2 separate regions of the Homo sapiens genome follow, and region 2 is linked to region 1. A link is a loop called in an ENCODE intact Hi-C map of the cell type or tissue named here. Cell type or tissue: Caco-2. All regions are shown on one strand.

The links. Hi-C counts contacts between places; a loop is a spot of excess contacts. Peaks named below come from ENCODE experiments on the same cell type or tissue, not always from the same donor. Only the 100,000 strongest peaks of a DNase experiment are listed, where the experiment ranks them.
Region 2: a loop joins it to region 1, with 2.5 times the contacts of the local background. A loop is called at or near these places in 2 of 110 quality-filtered maps.

Annotation. Positions count from the first base shown.
Region 1 is chr4:53,472,923-53,480,922 of GRCh38, forward strand. LNX1 (ligand of numb-protein X 1) reads right to left here. Exons shown (of 11, transcript NM_001126328.3): 8 at 5,643-5,820; 9 at 3,831-4,059. Among named protein-coding and RNA genes, the nearest start is that of LNX1-AS1, 23 kb to the right of the region's middle. In Caco-2, no CTCF peak of the experiment used is centred here; DNase peaks (open chromatin) are centred at 3,889 and 4,169; H3K4me3 peaks cover 838 bases.
Region 2 is chr4:53,586,983-53,594,982 of GRCh38, forward strand. LNX1 (ligand of numb-protein X 1) reads right to left here and starts at 4,504. Exons shown (of 11, transcript NM_001126328.3): 1 at 4,406-4,504. It overlaps LNX1-AS2 (LNX1 antisense RNA 2), which reads left to right and starts at 5,974. Exons shown (of 2, transcript NR_046827.1): 1 at 5,974-6,090. RefSeq lists an enhancer at 5,684-6,596. In Caco-2, no CTCF peak of the experiment used is centred here; DNase peaks (open chromatin) are centred at 4,619, 5,909 and 6,289; H3K4me3 peaks cover 3,004 bases.

The DNA.
Region 1 (8,000 bases):
ATAACTGAGTTTGCTAGTTTCTGAGTTAAATGCTGGCCAAGTAGAAAGAAGTTTTTAATGCACCTTCTGGAGTGATTTTCAAATTTTTTTGTGACTCTCAGGCCTTGACTATGAAATACGGAAGGTGATTTCTTAAAACTAAATAAAGTTGGTTAGTGAGGTAAAAAAAGAAAAGAAAAGAAAAGAAAATTGATAACCAACCATATTACTATGAATGTAAAATATTTCTGAAGCAACTGCTCTATGAACAAGAGCTCAATGCAGAGATAAGACTTCAAGGAAGATGAGACAACAGAAGAAATGAGCCAATGGAACAGAACACAAAAGTGGAAGAGAAAAATAAAAACACCACAGCAATGAAAGTGGCTGCAAAGGAACAGAAATAATATTGAAAACACAGTGAGCATTGAAGGAAAGATGCAAATAAGCCAGGAAAACATGCAGCACTATTTACAATAGCAAAGATACAGAATCAACCTAAATGCCCATCAATGGTAGACTAGATAAAGAAAATGTGGTACATATACATCATGGAATACGATGCAGTCATAAAGAAGAACAAGATCATGTCTTTTGTGGGAATACGGATGGATCTGGAGGACATTATCCTTAGCAAACTGACTCAGGAACAGAAAACCAAATACTTCATGTTCTCACTTATAAGTGGGAACTAAAATGATGAGAACTCATGGACACAATGAGGGTGACAACAGACACCAGGGCCTACTTGAGGGTGGAGGATGGAAGGAGGAAGAGGATCAGCAAATATAACTAATGAGTACTAGGCTTAGTACCTGGGTACTGAACTCATCTGTACAACAAACCCCTGTGACATGAGTTTACCTATATAACAAACCTGCACATGTACCCCTGAACCTAAAATAAAAGTTAAAAGCCAAGAAAGCAAAATGGAGAAAAAAGAGTTGAAAAGGATCCGAGAACACTAAATATATGAAATATAAAATATATCAAAGAAACAAATTTCTAGAGTCCCTGAAAAGCAGCTACAAAATAATAGAACAGTTATTTTGAACGTTAAGTAAAAAGACCAAGCCACATATGGAGGGAAAGAAATGACATGAGCCTCCCACTTCTCCACACCATTCAATGCTACTTAGCAGTGATGCAATGCCTATGTAGTCCTATAGGAATGAAGTGATACAATAATTTGATATCCAGGCAACCTGGCGCATGGCTGTTTAGATGTACCATAACTTATTTAACCAGTTCCTAATTGGCAGTGGATACAACGATGGTGCAGTGCCTATCATGATACCCAAGAACATCAGATTTGTTTTTAAATAAAATGCATGGTACATAGGAGTGTATATGCTACCATTGTGTTTGTGTGTATGTGTGTGTATACATATAAACACAGGCCAGGGGTGAGCAATTTACAGCCCAACCCAACACCTGGTTTTATAAGTAAAATTTTATTGGAACACAGCCTTCCTCATTCATTCATGTATTGCCTGTGGCTGCTCTCACACCACAACAGCAGAAATGAGTAATTGCCACAGAGACTGCGTGGCCCTCAAAGCCTAAACTATCAGGCCCTTTTTAGAAAAGATTTGCCAACCTCTGACATAGAATACACAAGAAATTGATAATGGTGATCACCTTTATTGAATGAATCTGAAGGGAGGGAGACTTACTTTTTGTTCTCTTTACATTCTTTGGTGCATTCTGAATTTTCTACCATGTTTATTCTGTTACTACAGGGAGAGGATGGAATGAAAGAAACCAGGAATCTCCAGGGTTCTGAAAATCAGTGTTGTCTATGCCGGGATATCATGCTTCCTTACCACTGTCCATTTAGAGGAAATGAGCAAAGTGCAGACTCTACTTCTTCTTTTTTTTTTGAGACAGAGTCTCTCTCTGTCACCCAGGCTGGAGTGCAGTGGCGCGATCTCAGCTCACTGCAACCTCCGCCTCCTGGGTTCAAGCAATTCTCATGCCTCAGCCTCCCGAGTAGCTGGGACTACAGGCGTGTGCCACCACGCTTGGCTAATTTTTTGTATTTTTAGTAGAGATGCGGTTTTGCCATGTTGGCCAGGCTGGTCTTGAACTCCTGGTCTCAAGTGATCCACTCACCTTAGCCTCCCAAACTGCTGGGATTACAGGCATGAGCCACCACACCCAGCCCAGACTACTTCCAGCAAAAGTAGAGAAGTGCCATGCCCAAGGGCAAATGACAAAAGGTAGAGGGGAAGAAAGACATTCGCTTGGTTGTATTTGGAGCAAAAAGCACCTCACATTGTCCTCTCTTACACAAATGAATAATGAAGGACTTTGATTACATGACAGAATAGCTTTCAAACACAAAAAACAAAATAATTTTAATAGATCCTAGTTTCAGAAAGATTTTTAAAAATAAAACTTTAAAGTCATACTCTCTACTTTCACTCAGGCTCAGTTCTAAAATGTCTAAAGGGTTTTAAACTGACTCAACGCTCAGATTTTAACTGTTTAAGGACTTTTGAAAATGTACTGATTTAGAAAATAATTTATCAACTAGTGAAGGCTCAAAAAGGAATCTAGTTAATTTTGTATTTGAGGCAGGGTTTTGTTTTTCTTAAAAAACTCATTTGAAATGTAAAAAGAGAGAGAGACTTATCTCCACCCTCAAGAAAAACGTACTAAAACTAAACGTCTCACTTTCATTTTTCCATATTTAGTCCTATGCTAGTATATCTTCAGTGATGCTAATATTTAGCATTATTCACACATTGGAACAGCAAGATAATCATCTGAAGGCCAACAGTTTATGCTCTCATGCAGGTGAGCAAACACCAACTTGTCTGTTCTTTGAATAGTTCTGTACTGGCCATTTTGTAGGGCTGACCCCAAATTCTTCCCTGAAGTAATTAAGTGAGACAAGTAATTACGTCACTGTAAGGCTCTAAAATGTCACTAAAATGACAACCCAGCTACTTCCTGAAGTTTTACACAAGAACTCCTCAGGAGCAGGCCCTAAGGAGAGATGATCTAAGAAATGTCTCCAAACAAAAGGTGCTTAAACATCTTAGCAAAGGCGAAGTGCTCTGGGGCATTGTTTTATGTGCAGCCAAGGCCACTCAAAAGATAAAACTGGCTGGACATGGTGGCTCACACCTGTAATCCCAGCACTTTGCCAGGCCGAGGCAGGCAGATTGATTGAAGTCAGGAGTTTGAGACCAGCCTGGGCAACATGGTGAATCCCCGTCTCTACTAGAAATACAAAAATGAGCTGGGCGTGGTGGTGTGTGCCTGTAATCCCAGCTACTTGGGGAGGCTGAGGTAGGAGAATCATTTGAACCCAGGAGGCCAAGGTTGCAGTGAGCCGAGATTGCACCACTGCACTCTAGCCTGGGTGACAGAGCAAGACTCTATATAAAAATAAAATAAAATAAAGCCACAGAAGGCAGTCAGCCTCCCTGCAAGATCCCAGGGCTGCCACTAGCAGATTAGGCGAAGGTGAACCTTCTCCTAGGCAGTGCAACTCAGCTCCAAGGGGTGTAAACACAGGCTGGGTCTCTGCCCCCTCTGCCTGTCTGTGGAGCTCTCTGCTGCATGAACAACCTACACAGCTGTACATGGCAGTCCTGTGAGCTCCTCAACCTGAACGCCAAACAGTATTTCCACATCCAGGCTTTTGTCTTTGCCCTAGAATGTCCGCATGCATTTTCAGTTACAAATGGGAAGAGAGAATTATTTCACAGTCCCACAACCAAGACTGGGTCTAATTAAGATGCTAGTGCCATGAATCAGCCCTAGAGAGTGAAAGAGTGGTTTAAGAAATGTAATCGTTTTCTCCCACGCCCCTACAGGGATGTTGTGTTTGGACTTACCGTGGTAATTCCAGCCACATGACCCAGGATGGGGACCAGTCACTGGGTGGGGCCATGTTGTGGTTGGAGTCCAGGGCTGCTGGGCTGCTGCAGTCTTCCTGGGGCTCATACTCTTTGACTTCCAAAGCTTTGAGTACTATCGAGGATGATGTTCTTTTCAATAATGCCACTGCCTCACTCCGGCTGACCTCTGTCAGTTCGACCCCATCCACATTCAACAAAATGTCACCTGATGGCCAGAGAAGCAGAAGCTATCTTTAGTGAGAGCACAAACAGGGACTTCTGCTTAAAGTGCAAGGGGATAGGGGCTGACTGGGATTGCAGGGATGCAGAGAGGGCAAAGGTTTTCTTTGTTGACGGGAGGCTGGGTGCTCACATAGCAAATGGTAAACAGTGTGTGCATTCCAAGGTGCTGTTAAGACTTGTTTGGGGTTTTCTAAAGCACAGCTATCGGTGTTTTACACAAGAATACCGCTGAAGGAAGGAAGGAAGGGAGTGAGAGAGGAAAATTAGTCTTGTTCACTATTTAATCAAAGAAAACCTACTTTTTCACTCTTTTGTTTCTTGTTTTTAGCATAAAGTAGGAGGATTTGGCAAAAGCTCCAGCATTTGCACGGAGCCAGGCATGTAGTAGGCCTCCAGTAAATATGGATTGAATGAAAAGAAACTACCCATGAGAGTGTCTGGCAGAGGAGTCTTGGAGCTGCACTCTTAAAGAAGCAGAAAGAAAAACATTTTCATTGCTAAGGTGAAAATAGCTACTATTGGTTAAGCGCCTACTATGTGCAGGATCATTTCCATATAGATCATATAATCCTCTAGCTTATGTTCTGTTAACAAGTCATTTGTTAACAAGCCACTTTGTTTGGCCTCATCATTTTCCACCCAGATGTTTTGCAGAAAAGAGAAATTAAAATATACATCTCCCCTATTTCCATTTTCTATTTTTTTATCTTCATCCTGTTTTTTTCTGTCCCCTTTTGCTTAACTTTCTTATACAGAATAACCACAGCAAGAGCAAAAAGACAGGAGGAGAAAAAAGAGAAAGGCCTTGAGTCCTTTCTGACCCGAAAGAAGCATCTTTCAGACAGCTGACTAAATCTCTTAAGATACCATCCCCCTGTGGCTCCTCAGGCTCAGCAGCTGTACTTGGGAAACTTCACAGTTTATCTCTTGAACCTGGACTTTTAAATGGCATAATTCCTCACCCATCTGAGCTACCTACCCTCTTGAATGAATTGACAATATTATTAAGGATACATATTTGTAGAGGCAAATTTGATATCATCTTCCTTTATTTACTCAAAGTAGCCCAGAATACATGAGCTTAAAGTAGTGAAATAATTTTCACTCTGGGAAAGTATCCAGCATGATACTTTCACTTAATGAGTATTCATTGAATCAAATCTATCAAATGACTTTTTCTATCTAACCCATATAATTGAATAATTCATGAATTATTTCATGAATTCCACCACCGGATCAACCCACTAAAGAACCACTTAGAATGAATGGAACTACATTATGCCATTTAATAGAGGTAACTTGCTCATAACTGTAGCAGTTCTCTATTAATTCCTGGAACAGTTTGGAGATTCTAGCTTTACTTGCAGGCAAGTTGGCCTGCAACTAAGAAAAGTGGAACCTGGTCTAGTATCTATACTCAAACCAATCATGGTCAATGGGTAACAAAAGTCCTGGCCGATCACTCCCACATTCTCTCATTAATTTTGAAAATAGTCACCTAACAAGCTACTAATTTCTCTTGATTCTCTGCCACCCCAGTGCCTTTAAAATCCCTTTACTTTTTACCTGTTTTTATTCTTCCATCTCTGCTTATGACTCCTCCGGGCTCAACACTGATGACATAGATAGGCAAATCCCATTCTCTATGTGATGCTCCCCCTGCGACGGTCATGCCGAGAGATTCACCGGGGTCTTTTTGGATATTTACCACCTTCTCATGACAAGTAATTGTAGGATGGAGGGGCTGAAGGCACAGATGGAAAAACATGGCACATGAATTCACAACTCTGGTAGTTTTTGAATGTAGAAAATGCAAAGTGGGTTTCCATTTTCTAAATGCAAAAATTACCAAAGCTGCATAAATTATGCAAAGTGCATAAATACAATGGTGGTTCTTGAAATCACAGAGAAAGACACCTGGAAAGAACCCTCACCTTATCCACTCCCAACCATAATAGGGTTACATTGTCCCAAATTCTACAGGTTAACTCAGATAAAGTTTACACTTCAAAAGGAAAGAGTAAAAATGGAGGAAGGAACCGATTACAGACCATTAGAAAAATATATTTCTAAAATATTTTCATAGAGAAAAAGTATTGCTTTGTTGCTCAGGCTGGTCTGGAACTCCTGGCTCCAAGTGCCTTGGCCTCCCAAAGTGCTGGGATTACAAGCATGAGCCACTGCTCCTGGCCATGGAGGAATCTTAAGCACACAGAGTGAACTGCACCCAAAATTTCTCAAGTGAGTCATTTATTCCTGATAGTAGTGAGTCAGCATTTCAAAAACACTCTGTCATTTATAAATATCAGAAACTTTTCTATGTTAAAAAAAAGTAACCATATTTTATAGAGTCTTCTTTCACACCTGCTCAGTGCTTACCAGGCAGCCTTGCCTGCGGTGAGCAAGAGATGTTTAGTTGTGCACTGAGGGGCTGGATGCAATGGCTGAAATACCACAAATATGGCATGTGTGCATGTGTCCTGTCTCATGAACCAGTGTCCATGACCATTTCCTTTCTTAACCAGAAAAGCGACCAATGTCAGCAATGGAAAAAGAAAATCATCTGTGAAAGCTTCACACCCAGGGTTACCTGACTTTGGCTGGAGAGGAGGAGAGTTACGTATGAAAGAGATGACTTTTCTATCTATCTTTTTTCGCCATTCTCCTCACCCTACTTTGGACACCTTACAATGTTCCTTGATGTTTAAAAACATAATTTATGGTAAAATAGTTTAAGCTAATTAAAAACACAATGGGTACCTGAATATTTCTCAAACTATAAGATGTATTTCCATTTTAGAATATTTGCTTTGGATATTTAGAATAAAACATTTTAGACAAGTAAAAAAGCATAAAGAATAACAGAATGACCTACCCATGTACCTCAAAACCCTACATCAGAAATAAACATTCCATGTGCACTTAGTCGCTCTATGACTCTTTCTGCTCATAGGCCTTGCCTCCCCACAGAGGTAAACCATGCAAAATTTGATGCCTAGCATTCCTTAACTTTTTTAATTGGCTAAAAGTTTTCTGTCCCACAAATCCTGCTTTGTCTTCTTTGGTATTTCTTTGAATTGTTTAAGCTCTTATTTTTAAAAAGCTACCTGGTTTCCTAAACCAAACAAGATTTTAGTAAGAATATAAAAACTGAAATAATCAAAGAGCCATATATGTCTCAGTTTTTTTAAATATGTTACTTTTTTGTGAGGATATTTCAGAAGTCAGATAGAATATAAGTTAAAACGGAAATAATTACAATTCCGACTAAGTCAGTTTGCACGTTTCCAGGAATTAAGACATATGACAGAGGGTTGCAGCAGAAATGTGACCAGATCCTCCCAGCTCTTTCATGATGAGGAGGTGGAAGGAATTCTAAAACCACAGTGCAGATGGAGGCTACCTTCTCCATAATTTGATGACTTAGAATATGACGTATTCTAGTTAATTCAACTAAAATTAGTTAATTGGATAAAAACTTCAATTAATTAATTAAGCTAATAAACTAGTTTTTCATTAATAAAGATGATCAGTTAAATTTAAACATTAAGCATTTACTAGCAAAAAGACATCACGGAGTCCTTATCCATAAAATGTTTTAGCAGGATATATCTGGTCTGTCTAGACTCCTTATTGTAGAGAAACAGGTAATTTATGGATTTATGAGGCTTGGCTGGCTGGAGAACCTGGAGGGGTGTATAACCTTGTAGGCTATGTAATTAACATAGTATAAAGCAGAGATGTTCCAAAATAAAAAATTTGAATATTGTTTCTCTATATATTACTCAAAAACTCAATTTGTAAGCTATTCCAACCAACATATAGATTGACGTAGAAAGAAAAGGGCATTCCCTACTTTCTGTTGCAAGAAGAATGAGCTACCTTTAAGAATTTTTTTTAGTTACAAGTGATGCCATGAAACCA
Region 2 (8,000 bases), 110 kb after region 1:
TCTTTGTCATTCATTTATTAATTCATTCACTCATCCAGCAAACATACACCATGCACTAAATATGCCAAAAAAAATGATCACCTTCAGTGACAAGAAACTCAGTATCCCAAAAGGCAACCTACTACATTTTCGGACAACTCTAATTCATAGAAAGTTCTTCCTCTTACTGATCTGAAGTGTGTATCTGTGTAACTAACCAAATAGGTCACTGTGGTGTCCTCATGTCACACAGAACAAAATGGAGGAAAGGGTAAACACAGAAAGTTTACGGGAGACAACAAACGTTTTCTGTTCCTGATTTCAGCTCAGTGTAGTTTTCCACATTTTATGGTTTTTTTATGGTTTTCATGTCAACCCTATTCTTTGGGGATAGTTAATGATTAAATCATATTAACCCAGGAACAGTGACACAGTCTTCCTTCCAAACAGTTTTGAAAAGCCTTTGATACTTTGGAGGCATTGTCAGAGGACAATAAATTTGCCAACCACATAAAAGAGAGTCTATGTAATGTCAGTACATAAATATTAGGAATAGTTGTATGCTACTGGGAAGTCCATGAATACTGAGGCAATGAGGAGGACACACTTTAGAGCATCTCTTATGTGTCCTCGCCTTGCCAGCATCTTACAGACGGCATTTCGAGTAGTCAAGATCGTATCCTGGTCAAGAGAGTGAAAGGAAAAAAAAAGTAGTCAAGATCCCACCAGACCCTATTTTCTCCACTTTAAGTGAGGAATTCAAATATAGAAAGGAAGTCTTAGCCAAGGTCTTGGAGACAAGGAGACAGTGACAGGTGAAGCCAGGAAATCACCGCTCCAGGAAGACCCGCTGTTTACTCACATCACAGAAGCCCACTCCCCACAGGTTTATGAAAGACCAGGCATTTCCACTGGCAGCCACTCTACCCTGGAACTCCAAGAGAAACAACACAATCTTTGTTAACAGGTTTTCCTCCTCTGCCTTTGGGAGCCTTTTGGGAAATCTTTTTTTGCTCAGTCTTTGGCCCTCAACGTACTACCGTTTCCATCATTATTACATCCAGATAGTAGCATGACCTAAGATGTCTAACTGTAAGCAATATAAAAATGTTTAAAATAATATAACAATAGTTAACACTCACTGAACATTTAAAATATGCCAGGCACTTTCCATGTAATTATTTCAATTATTCCTCCCAACAGCTCTGAGTCTGGGAAGTATTTCATTTCCCAGCTGATGAAACCAAAGCAAAGAAATATTAAGGAACTTATTTAGGCTAGCAACTACATGGTAGAACTGGGTCTGATACACAGACCTGTCTGATACTATCAACTATGCCTTCCTTTCAATATTTACAAGTAACACTGTGGCAGGTACCATTCCAAGCACTTTACACATTTCAACCCATTTCATCTTCATGATAACCCTATTACACAGCTGATGAGAGCAGCTTAAAGAATCTGTCCCAGGTCACACAGGTAGCACATGGTAGATCTGGGTTTCAAAAACCCAGGTAGGCAGCCTGATGCCAGAGACCAGACCACTATTCTAAAGCAGTAGCATTGCCCCACCTAGAATGGAATGAATAAGATTGATATTTTCTAGTGAGGCACTACCCAGTCCCCCCAGTCAGTCTGACCTACCCACCTGGACATGCAGCCCACCTTGCTTCAGTTGTAAGGATGGAGGGGGCCTGTGAAGTACACCATTTTAGCGTCCTTTGGGGAAAAATGTAGCTAAGGAAACTGACATGCAGGGGGGTTGAGGTTCTCCCTTAGGGCTCCGTAGGCAAGCTAGTAGAACAGTAGAACCCACTGACCTCAATCCACTAATCCCTTACTCTTGAATGATGAAAATTTGTGGTATCCCTGAAGGGCGAGACCCAGAGAAGTGACCAGGGCCCTGGGCACACAACTGCTCATATGCAATGACTCAAGGTCACCCAAGGGCACAGGGTATTGCATGACAAGGCCAATCACATCCAATGGGTCATGAACCTCCTTCTATGGTACAATGAGGCTCCAAACCAGGGGCTTCCTCCTGCCAGAGGCTCGGCATGAACCCTCACTCTGGTTAGGGAGAAGGGTGTTTATCTGTGAGACTGGAGGAGACCAAACACCCAGTCTGCCCTGGAGATAGCACGACTGACAGCAAAAAGAACTCTCTGCCAAGTCAGATTACAGCAATGACAACTGGACATTTCCCCCGAAAGGCCCATGGAGAATCACATTTTGTGGGTCTGTTGCAGGATGAGAGCCTTAGAGTGGGAAAAGGAAGAAATCACAGCCAGCCAGCAACTCCTAAAAGCTTTGCCTGTGAGGCTAGCGGAGACAAATCTGCCCACCTTGTTTGATGACATTGTTTAAGAATTCTCCTGCCTGTTTTCTTTTTCCAAACTGTTAACATTGCAGTTAATTACCTACAATTAATTACAATAACAAGAACTATCAAGGTTCCTACAACTGCAACCACATATGATCTTTATCTTGATAGAGTCAGACTCTCTCCTCCAAGCAACCTAGGAAAATTCCTTCCAAAGGAAGAACCTAGCCTCAGTTTAGCACCAGTTAACACCAGGCATTGGTCGCTGGATGCTAACATATATTAGCTACCTCATTTACTTCTCACAACCACATTAGATCATGGGGATTATTATCTCCCATCTTACCGATGAAGAAACTGAAAGTCAGAGAAGTAACTTGCTCAAGGATATAAATGAAGGAGATTGCACATTTTTCCATCAGGCCTATGTCCACTTGAACCAATGGGTGGAGTTACCACAGGAACTCTGGACAGGACTTGTGTGTAAATTACCCAACAGACCAACTGCATTCTAGTCAATCTGACTCTGAATTCCAGTCTTTGTCACTTCTTTTCTTTCTTCTACCTGGGGGTACAGTGTCTACAGCTTTGTTCCTTTAGTACTCAGACATGCTGACATACAGTGATGAAATTATTTATTTAATCATAAATTAACTACTGTGAAAAGCACTAATCAACCATGGTAAACCAGAGGCAATGTAATCTTGAGGAGAGGTTTAGATGCACTTTTATCAGAAGATCCAAGCTTTGAATCAAGTGAGAACCTTAGTAAGAGACAAGTGGTGGCCAAACCCCCCCCCTTAAACTCACAAGCTTGGGGAAAATAATAAACAAAGGTCAGTTAAGGAAGAACAATAGGGACCTCCAAACAGTAAGACAGAAATTAGCAACAAGAACTGGGCAGATTCTTAGTGGTGAGGAACGACTGTCTGTCTAAGGCAAAAATGATCTCAGCTTGTTTCAATTCATACCTTGGGAGAATTTACATGCATTTTGTATTTCTGGGTGGATGAACAGGAGCATAATTCCTAACAGATTATTCCCTTGCAAACATCTGCTAACTTAAATCTCAGAAAAACAGCTGATGTTGGAATCTAGAATGAAGTGTCTCGCAGATTTATTTCTTTTTCCAGTTTTTCCAGCTCATCCCAGCAGGCAGCTGGGCTTAAAAATGGTTTCCTTTCTCTGACAACAATATTGGCTAAAGAGTTTGACTATTGGGCTGTCAAGATACAGGCTGTGTGATCAGGATTAAGAAAACAAAAATGGATCCTAGAGGTAAAATTACTTTAAAAGCCAGGTCCTGGCAGAACAACTTCCTCGGTATATTTGCTATTAAAAGAAAAAGAGACAGAAAAAGCCAAAGAGGTCCAAAAAATTAAAAATCAGACCTGAAGTCACATTCTTGCAGCAATGAGGGAATTAATTCTTACTGTAACCAAAGGTCAGCAGGCAGCCAGTCCAGGTCTAAATGTAAACAAATTCTAAATGCACACTGCAAAGTCGTATTTAAAAGAGTGTTCAACAAAGAGCAAAGAAAATGGTAGACTTTTTCAGAGAAGAGAGGAAAACTGGAACGCACAGCTTCTGAATAGGGCAACAGAATTTGCCCTGAGGAACAGGTTTTCAGGGGGAAAGAAAAAAAAACTAGGGACACTTCACAGGTTTAGATCAAAATACAGGGAGGAAGAAAAGGAAAAATAAGAACTCTGAATCCAGTCTGCACTGGCCTCCTAGCCCCCGTTAAACGGGCTGAACAGATCTGCACCTTCGCGCTAAGTTTCAAAACAAAAGCCTTCACTCTACTTCTCTTTAGGTTGTTGTTGTTGTTTTAATCAGATCAAGTACGAGGACAAGCACAGGCTGGATTAATGATCAGAGAAACAAAAAGGATTAAATATCTGGCCTGGGAGAAGTTTATTGTGCAACTAGAATGTCAAAGTCATCTCTCTACTCTTCTGTCTCAAAAAAGCTTCTCCCTCTGGGGCAAACACTAGCGACAAGCCGTTCAGCTTGTATTTTTTCATTCAAATTCCGTGTTCAGATCCCTCAGGGGCCAGTGGTCTAAATGCCAAGAGAGAAAAATGGAGGGTTTCAACTCACCTCTTCAAGCGACTGTCTGGGGCTCTCCAAGCAGCAGCAGGCAGGCAGCTCTCATTCCTTGTGGGTGAACCGAGCAGCTCCTTGGGCCGCCGGAGTTGTGACCAGCCTCAACTTCGGTGAACAGGTGCCTGGAGGAAGGAGGACGGCATTGGTCGCTCCAGACCAGGAAATGGGTGACATCACGGAAGCCCCGACAGATAAAGCATTGCTGAGACCTTAGGGATTGAAAGAGTCAGGAGGCCCCGCCCACCTGTCATTTACCTGAATACCTGCAAGCAGGTAGGTGGCGTCTCTTTGTGGACAAATAAATCAGTTAGAGCAATTTGCCAGGTGGAATTTACTTTCTTTCCTGAGCACAGCACGTGTCCAGCCCCGTGTTCAGATCTGAAGTCAAATGCCTGGTTGTTTCCCAGGCCCTCCCCTTTCCCCATATCTGCCCACAAAGGAGTTAAAAGGGAAGTTTAAACACCAAAATGAGACAGTAATTTAGCAGACACAAAAAGGAAGAGTGTGAAGCCGAACTTCTTAGAAATATCTGAGGTGCCTTTTCGAACCGCATCCATTTGAACACCAAGTGTTTCTCTAATTCCAATAAAATGACAAATTTAAGTTGACATTTCCAATTCATCTTTTAAACAATTTGAAATAGGATACCTGTCAGCAGTTTCAAAGTGGTTTTCAAACACTTTTGCGCTACCCCCTCCCCCGCCCAGCATTTTTAATTCCATATTCAGGAATTTGCAAAACTTCAGTCATTCCTATCTCGGCTGGCTTGGCAGTTAGAGTCATACGGCAGTTACAGTGCACTGCAGGCCTGCAATTAGGAGCAATTTAAATGATTCAGATTGGAATGGTAGTACTGTCATTAGGCGATGTTGTCTGCTGATATAGCCAGGAAAGAGACGTCAGAGTTATTTCTGTCCCAAGCGTGGTGTGTGACCCTGGACAAGTCACTGGTTGCTTCACCTTTTCCAGCAGGAAAGGAGGCGTAAACTCATCCAGCACCAGAGCAGGCAGCTGGGAGGTATCCCAGGACTGTTAAACTCTCTGGCATCTTCCCAGGAGGGCTGTAAACATCTCCCATCATCCCATTGAAACGCTGCGTATTTTTACCACCTGCATCCAGCATCCCTGGAACTCATTACCTGAGGAAACTGTGGATTCCCCGTCCCGGAAGATGGCCTGCCTGCCCAGAGAGAATTTTTTTTCCCCTTCAGGAAAATAAATGTTGACATTCCTATTTTCCTCCTACTTTTGCCTCCCTCGTCTTCTTCTTTCCCTCCTCCTGATTTTGGGAATGCTTTTGTTCCACCGGTTTTAATATTGGACTACCTAGAGGTTTTGGGGTTTGGTTTGGGGGAGGGTGGAGGAAGAAGGAAAAATGGGAGAGGGAAGAAAAGGAAGTCCGGATTCCCACAGCCTGGGCCTCAGCTGGCTGCAGTCAGTCAATAGCTCGCAAAGCAAGGGGGAGGAGAAGGAAGAGAAATTGTAGTCGAGGGCGGGGTCTGGGGGCCGGCTCTGGTGCTCGACCTCAGGGGAGCTGGCTCCTGTCCCCGATCCGCCCCAGACAGGTCTAAGCTACCTCTTTGCACCTGGGAACTCTGTGCCTTTTGAGAGTTGAAGGCTTAAAACAACAACAACCACCACAACAAAACTATTCACCTTTTTATCCAATAGAAACTAAGGTAGGTGTGGCTATTCCTTTATTATTTAAAAGAAAAAAAGGGAGGTAACAAAACCTTTTACACTCAGGTGTTTCAGGAAAAGGTTTCACGCCACTAGTTTGATAATTGAGAAACATCACTCACACAAAGGCCCCCCTCTTCACGCGGACAGGGTGTCCCCTGGGCAAGGGGGAGGGGAGGGAGAGCCCGCCAACCTGATGAATCATCTAGAAGGCCACGCCTTCAGCGGTCTTGCCTTTGGCGAAGGGCAGGATCCAACTTGGGAGGGGATCACAGGCTTCGGTTCAAGGCCTTGGGTGGGCAGGGGAAGGGTGTAGGTGAAATGAATTCGCATAAAGCTTCACCGAACAGCCTGGAGATCGTGAGGTTTCACTTGCCATGTTCACATACACACAGTCATCTACATATGTGGTGTGATGAATTGTTGTAAAACAGAAAGAAAATAGAGAAATAAGAGTTAATCCAGGAGTGGAGCTAACTCCCAGGTATAGTGTATAAAGGAAGAGAAAAAACTACACAATTAGCCTTCTCAGGTGAGATCTTTCTTGGTACTCCTGGATTTCGAATAATATGCAGGGGTTAAAAAAAATAATATGGGCTTTTTTTTTGGGCCATTAGGGCTGTTACATTATCATGGAAATTATATTTCTAAACTACTAGAAAAAAATGTAATCATAAAAATGAACATTGTGTTTAACAGGTGCTACTTATTGTTCTGAGCACTTTATACAAGAACCCTGTGTCAGGTATCATTGCTATTTGCATTCTACAGCTGGGAAAACCAAGACATAGTGAATCTGAGAAACTGCCTAAGGACAAGCTCATCGGCAAGCGGCAGAGCAGTTTTTAATCAAGGCCCACTTTTTAACCACTGGAAAGAAAAGAGGGAAGGTTCTGATTTCATGCTCACTGGGACACTTCCTGGACACATTCAGCTTCTTACCCATTATTCAGAAGGAGAAGTAGAAACCTGTAGAAGTAGCCCTGGGGAGGGTAGTTTCTGATAAAGGATGTCTCCATTTGGAAATTAATTAGTAATCTGGTCTATATGCTGAAAGTGTGTGTATAATATATATATATATATGTATATATAAATATGTATATATTCATAAATTCATGCATATATTTATGAGAAATCATACCAGGAAATCCATCGCCCCTGGGTGCACACTTGAAATCATCTTTTGAGAGCTTATCAAATCAACCCCAAGATGGAAGGCCAGCTTGAGGGACCCCTCAAGAATGACCAGTTGTAACTCTCTATGACATCTTTTATGGTCATTTTTCTCTGTAACTTCTGCGGCCTATCACTTTAAAATCTGAAAATTTAATCCGAGTGGCCATAAGAACATGGAACTGCATACATTTGGAAAATATGAGACAATGAAAAATTAAGTTTCATTATAAACCACTACCAGGAAGAATGGTTTAGACTAGGCTTGGCAAATCCTGGACATATAGTGCTCCATTCCCCCCTCCCATACCATTCTCACTGTCATTGCTAAAGACCATGACACTTTTCAACTCAGAAGGAACTTTGGAATCTTGAAGATATTACTCCAGGCACACTAGCAGTTGGTTTTACCCCCCAAGATCAAACCCTTTTCTTTTACTTTCTTACTTTCTTTTCTTTCTTTCTTTTTTAATTTTTTTTTTTAGAGACAACTCTCCCTTTGTCATCCAAGCTATAGTGCAGTGGTGCCATCATGGCTCACTGCAGCCCCAACCTCCTGGGCTCAAGTGATCCTCCCACCTCAGCCTCCCAAGTAGCTGGGACCACAGGCACGTGCCACCATGCCCTGCTAGTTTTTAAATTTTTTCTAGAGATGAGGTCTCACTATGGTGCCCAGGCTGTTCTCAAACTCCTGACCTCAAGTGATCCTCCCACCTCGGCCTCCCAAAGTGCTGGG